Regions from separate parts of the Homo sapiens genome. Here region 1 is linked to region 2. The links are chromatin contacts, found by Hi-C or POLR2A ChIA-PET in ENCODE. All regions are on one chromosome and are shown on one strand. The core of a region is the stretch at or near the end of the contact, and the rest is flanking DNA. Distances in the headings are between cores, read along the strand shown. Region 1 holds the start of OPHN1 (oligophrenin 1). Region 2 holds the start of PJA1 (praja ring finger ubiquitin ligase 1).

Region 1 (2,700 bases), core at 186-2,685, 730 kb after region 2:
CATGAGAATCACAGTGATGTAGCATGAGAAAGACTTGACTGGCCAGTGCTAGCTTTAAAGACGGAGGAAGGGAGCTATGAGCCAAAGGATGTGAGCAGCTTGAGCCGGAAAAGGTAAGGAACCAGATTCTACCCCTAGACTATCTGAAAATGAACACAACCCTTCTAACATCTTGATTTGATCCCAGTGAGGCCCATTTCTGATTTCTGCCTTCTGGAACTGTAGATTATAACTTTATGCTGATTTAGGACATCAAGTTTGTGGTAATTTGTCACAGCAGCAACAGGACCCTAATTCAGGTGGGTCAGCCACTATTATTCTATTTACAACCCCCTTCCGTTCTGGCTTTCTTCACAGGGCAATCTAATGTAAACACTTCTGCAGAATTAAAGGGATCTCTTTGCCCACGCACAAACTATTTTTTAGTTTTTCGAGCCTCTACCTACCCTTAGTCTCAAGACAGCTGCCTTTAAGGTAAGCTGCAAGACAATTTATAACATCCTATTCTTAGACTTTCCACTTACACATGGAAAATCATATGCATTATCGGCGTCTGCCACAAAAGCCATGCTCTGAGGTCCTATTCAGGAAAATATTAACTCTGAATTATGGCCTCCCTTTCTTTGGCAGGGGGCACTGAGCTTCACGGAGACCCTAGAGTAGGAATCAACCCTTCAGGTCGAAGGCCCAAGGGAATTAGAGCACTTAGAGCAGGAGACATGGGAAAAGAAAGAGGAAAAGAAGTTGGTAGGTCCGAAGGAGGCTGGAAAGAGGGGAAGGCAAAAGAATACACAACCCAGCCGAATCATGGGAATTGAGAGATGGCTTCCTGCAATCTAGTCTTGCGGGTTCTTGCTCTAGTTTCGGAAACTTCCCCCGCAGAGTCCAGCGCCGCGCACCTGCCCCTTGGGGCCGGTCCCTGCGCAGGAGCCTGCGGCAGGCTGGGAATGCCGTTCTGGGAGAGCAGCCTCCCAGGCGGGGTGGTGGGGAGACTGCAGGGAGGAGTCTTGGGGAGTGCAAACGGAAAGACTACATCTCCCAGGCCGCCACGCTTTCCAGCTGGAGTCCTAGGGCGCTGACTGCTCCCCAGTTTCCGTAGGGAAGCGCTGGGCTACCGCGGCTATTGTGCGTCGCGCTCTCGCCCTCCTCTTCCCGCTGCAGTGTCTATGGAGCGAGGCTACGTTTCATTGCCGCCCTGGCTTAACCCTTCCGGCGCCTAAAAGGACGGCCGGCCGGCCGGCTCCCTTGCACCAGGAAGAAGTCTTAGCAGCCAGCGGGCCCTGGTCAGGAAACTCTAAGGTACAAGGAAAACAGTTGAGGAAGGAGCCAGAGCGCTCCGGTTTGGTCCTCGGGCTTCGCTGGGGCGGGGCGCAGGCGTTGGCTTTAAGAAAGGGGAGGGGACAGTGCAATCCGGGTTGCCCGCGGAGTTCGGCCAAGGAAGTCTTCCGCTCGCTCCGGAGCGAGGAGCCTGTAGAGAGGCTGTTCCCAGCTCCAGCTCTAACCTCGCCTACACCTTGGGCGGGCCCAAGTGTCACGTTTGCAATTGCTCAGGAAGGATCCGGCCCGTCTCCGGAGGCAAGTCGGGCTGCGGTTTTTGCTGCTTATCTGGGAAGGCGATGCCTAAGGGACATGCTGCTTGCTAGGCAGCACCCTGCCGGGATCCGACTGCGATAGTTAGCTCTCCCTGGCCCTGAAGCCATCGCCGGGGCGCCTGTTCTCTGTCCGGACCAGCCAGCGCTCCTCAGGAGTCTCACTGAAACAGGTACCTGTCCTCCAAAGGGACGGAGGCTATGAGCTTCCTTAAGCGGGTCGCGCGCTCAGTCCGTCCCCTCTACTTCCTCTACTGTGCCATTGATGCTCTCGGTCTTTGTGTCTTTCCCCTTTCCCCCTACTCCCGGCCATCAGAACCATGGGTCATCCCCCGCTGGAGTTCAGCGACTGCTACCTGGACAGCCCCGATTTCCGCGAGAGGCTCAAGTGTTATGAGCAGGAACTGGAGAGGACCAACAAATTCATCAAAGACGTAATCAAAGACGGCAACGCGCTTATCAGCGCTATGAGAAGTAAGTGCAAGGCTTCGATGAGCTGTTTCTCTGAGCTGGTGTGTCTGGCCTTTAAGCCTTTCCACACCACCAGGGGAAGGGAGATTGCAGGGTGACTCCCAGCCCAGATCTCTGAGGCAAATGGGTTTCCCACACTTGGGGAGTGGAGATAGTAGAAGTGGAAAGTGGTGGATACAACCAGAACTTTGGGCCTTTTCCTTTAGTGGTTTTGACCTTATAAGACGTGATCCGTAGCTGTGCCAGGGACCCTCTTGCTCAGCAATTACCCTTACTTGGCAGATGATTGTTCTTAAGGGACAATCTGCTGTACTGTTAGACATATTCAGCACCCCTGTCTGGGGCAAAGTGACATCCAAGCTGACCAAGGAACTGCCCCAGCACCTCCTAAACAATTGGGGATTAAGGTCAGCAGCTTGAATAATAATTTTGTCCTGGTCTCTGGTTGCTACAGATAAGTGTGGGGGGCAGTAAAAAATTCGCCATGGCAAGTTATTTTTTAAGGAAAGCACCTTTGCCCCAGTGAATTATTTTCTTTATCACACTGAGCTATGGTTTAGGTCAAGGTCAGTCTAAGTTCAGGATTATTGGATGGCTTCACCTGCCACTGAATTCTGCTTGAGTGTGGAACAAAGAGCTG
Region 2 (2,700 bases), core at 159-2,658:
ACCAATGAAGTTCTATTATTGTTATTATTATCATCATCATTTTGAGATGGCATCTTGCTTGGTTGTCCAGGCTGGAGTGCAGTGGCGTGATCTTCACTCACTTCAGCCTCAACCTCCTGGGCTCACACAATCCTCCTGCTTCAGCCTCCTAAGTAGTTGGGACTACAGGCACACACCACCAGCTTGTCATATCTTTCTCAGTGAATAAAGCAACCTGTTTTGTTCTCTTTAGTTCTTTTTACTTTGAGTTCTCGATGTTTAGGATATTGATATTGTTACGAGTTTGTTTCCTCCTTCCTTTCCTTCCTTTTTTTTTTTTTTGCTTCTTTCCTTCCCTCATTCCCTCTCTCCCTTTTTTCTGCTAGTATTTTACTCTCATATATTTTTTATTCCTATTTCTGCTTTAGGTGAAACTCACATAAATAGAATATAACTTAGCTTTTAAAAACAAAATGCTCAAAATAAGAGTTTGGTTTTTATTAGGAGATGTTAACCCATAATGCATGCTGATATATTTGGATTCCTGCATTTTTGTTTTCTTTTTGCATCCTTTTTTTTGTACCCCCCCAGCAACATTTCTTGACCTTTGTTAAGAATGAGTTTTTCTCTTTGTTCCACATATTATTACTTTAATGGTTTGAAAGTTATACATTTTATTTCTATTATGTTGTTACCCCTAAGATTTTTGTTCTATTATGCATTTTGTTTCCAGTAAGAACAAAACTTTGCTACTGTTGTGAACATGGGAAATGTTTACATTGGCTGTAAATACTAGAGTTCCATTATAAAGCGCAATTTAAAGACTTCAGAATTCAGTAAAATGGTATAAATCCAAAAGGCGTAACTACAATATTTTTAACTGCAATGCAATAACAGAATATGAACCTGTGTTGTGTCCTATGATCTCTTGGACAGAGAAGCTTGGTTTTGTGATTAGCAGCAACAAATTCAACATAAACAGCTTCAATTTGCTTTAACCATCAGGTTAAAAAAAATTTAAGCTTACTGCAACCCTAAATATGGTTTCACAGTTTTAATACTTTCGGTACAACCATAACACGTAACATAGGATGTGATGTAGTAACGTAATTACTCTCACATTGGACTTAATCAGAAAGAATTTGCAGATTTTATTTTATTTATTAAAAAACCAGAAGGCAATATAGCTAAATGTTTAACATTAGTTAAAGCTGGGTGTTTGTGACATTTTTCGCTGTCCTTTTCTGTATCCTTGACGATTTCATCATTTAAGATGAAATAATGCTTTCGGGCCCACCCTGATTTGTGGAGAGCAGCTGCCGCCCCCGCCACATCAAGGAGGCGGGCTCCAGCTGACTTCACAATCACTTCCGCCGCCGCAGTCGCCGCCCGCCCCGCTGCTGTCTGGCGGGGGAGGAGCTCGGGACCGGGAGCAGCGGCTCTGGCGGTCGTGGCGGTCGGAGATCCGAGAGCTCTGCTTCTCTGAAAAGCGTGTGGCTTTCTGGACTTGGTGAGTGAAAGGCTGATTGTTTCCTCGATTCATCCGGGCGCTGGCGGTGGCGCGAGTGGCCGGGCGCGGGGCGAGTGGCCGGGCACGGGGGCGAGGATTTTGGGGGGTTCCTGGGAACTGCTTTTCAGGTTCGCCCCTCGGGAAGGGGTGGGGCGGACGCGGGACCTGACTGCAGAGTGAGGCCCATGTCCTCCATCGGCCTGTTCTGGGGCCACATCTTCCGCTGCCGGAACCCCTTTGGTGTGGCGCGGTCCCCACTCGAGTGGCTTTCATCGCTATTGGGAGGGCAGTGGTGGTCGCGGCCCTCTCCCACTTCTCCCTGCCTCTCCTCCCCTCTCCTTCCTTCTTCCCTCCTCGGCCCCTTTGCGGAGCACTCCGTGGCCTTTCTTCCCATATTTTGCTGTTGTTTTGCCAAATGGTAAATGGTTAAGATTTTTAGGTAAAAATACTGTTCCCAGGGAAAAAATTGGAAGGAAAAAATAATTATTCTCAGGGAAAACTAGACCCACGCACGCCCTTTTCTTTCATTTTCCCTCTCCCCTGCCACATCGGTTGGGGTCTCCCGTTTGAGCTGATGGCCTTTTCCCACCTCTTTTTATGACATTGCGTCCCCCCTACCCCCCACCCCCCGTGTGTCGCGAGCACGCGCCCCCGCACAGAAGCCTTCCATTGCAGCCCCCTCCTTGCCCCTCCATCCTCAAGGTTCCAGTGCTTCCCCTCCCCCGCGCATGCGCAGGCACACGCAGCACACACCCTCTCACACACCCTCACACCCTCACACCCTCCCATGCCTTCCCCCTCCTCTATCCGCCTACCACATACACACCTCTAGCACCGGCCCCCTCCCTGCTCGGCCTCTGCGTGCTCTCGCGAACACATGCCTATTCACACACCCCCTCCGGCTGCCCTCCTTCTTCCTTCCTGTCATATACACACATAAGGACATCCTTCTATCGCTGGCCAGTGACATACATATGTAGCCACATGTGCTCATTCATACCCCCTTCTCAAATGCTCTCCTCTATTGCTCTGTCTGCCACGTGTGTCAGACACAGCTCTCTTTTGCTGGTCCCTGAGGTGCACACACTCGCACTCACATAAATCCTTCTACGGGGACACAACCTGCCTCCCTGCTTGCCATATCCACACAGGCAGGCATCATTCTTTGATTGCCTGCCTCTGTTCCATCCACCTCAAGCACATCCCTCTCC

The links. Hi-C counts contacts between places; a loop is a spot of excess contacts on that map. ChIA-PET counts read pairs that join two places held with the same protein, here RNA polymerase II (POLR2A). Pooled maps may share reads with other maps.
Region 1: a loop to region 2 is called in a pooled map, with 2.4 times the contacts of the local background. The contact joins the promoter of OPHN1 here to the promoter of PJA1 in region 2. A Hi-C loop is called at or near these places in 1 of 50 pooled maps. POLR2A ChIA-PET finds 5 or more read pairs at or near these places in 2 of 52 experiments (PC-3 and Panc1).

The regions. Positions count from the first base shown.
Region 1 is chrX:68,432,230-68,434,929 of GRCh38, reverse strand. It overlaps OPHN1 (oligophrenin 1), which reads left to right and starts at 1,435. Exons shown (of 25, transcript NM_002547.3): 1 at 1,435-1,762; 2 at 1,906-2,063. The coding sequence starts at 1,910.
Region 2 is chrX:69,164,161-69,166,860 of GRCh38, reverse strand. It overlaps PJA1 (praja ring finger ubiquitin ligase 1), which reads left to right and starts at 1,408. Exons shown (of 2, transcript NM_001032396.4): 1 at 1,408-1,489.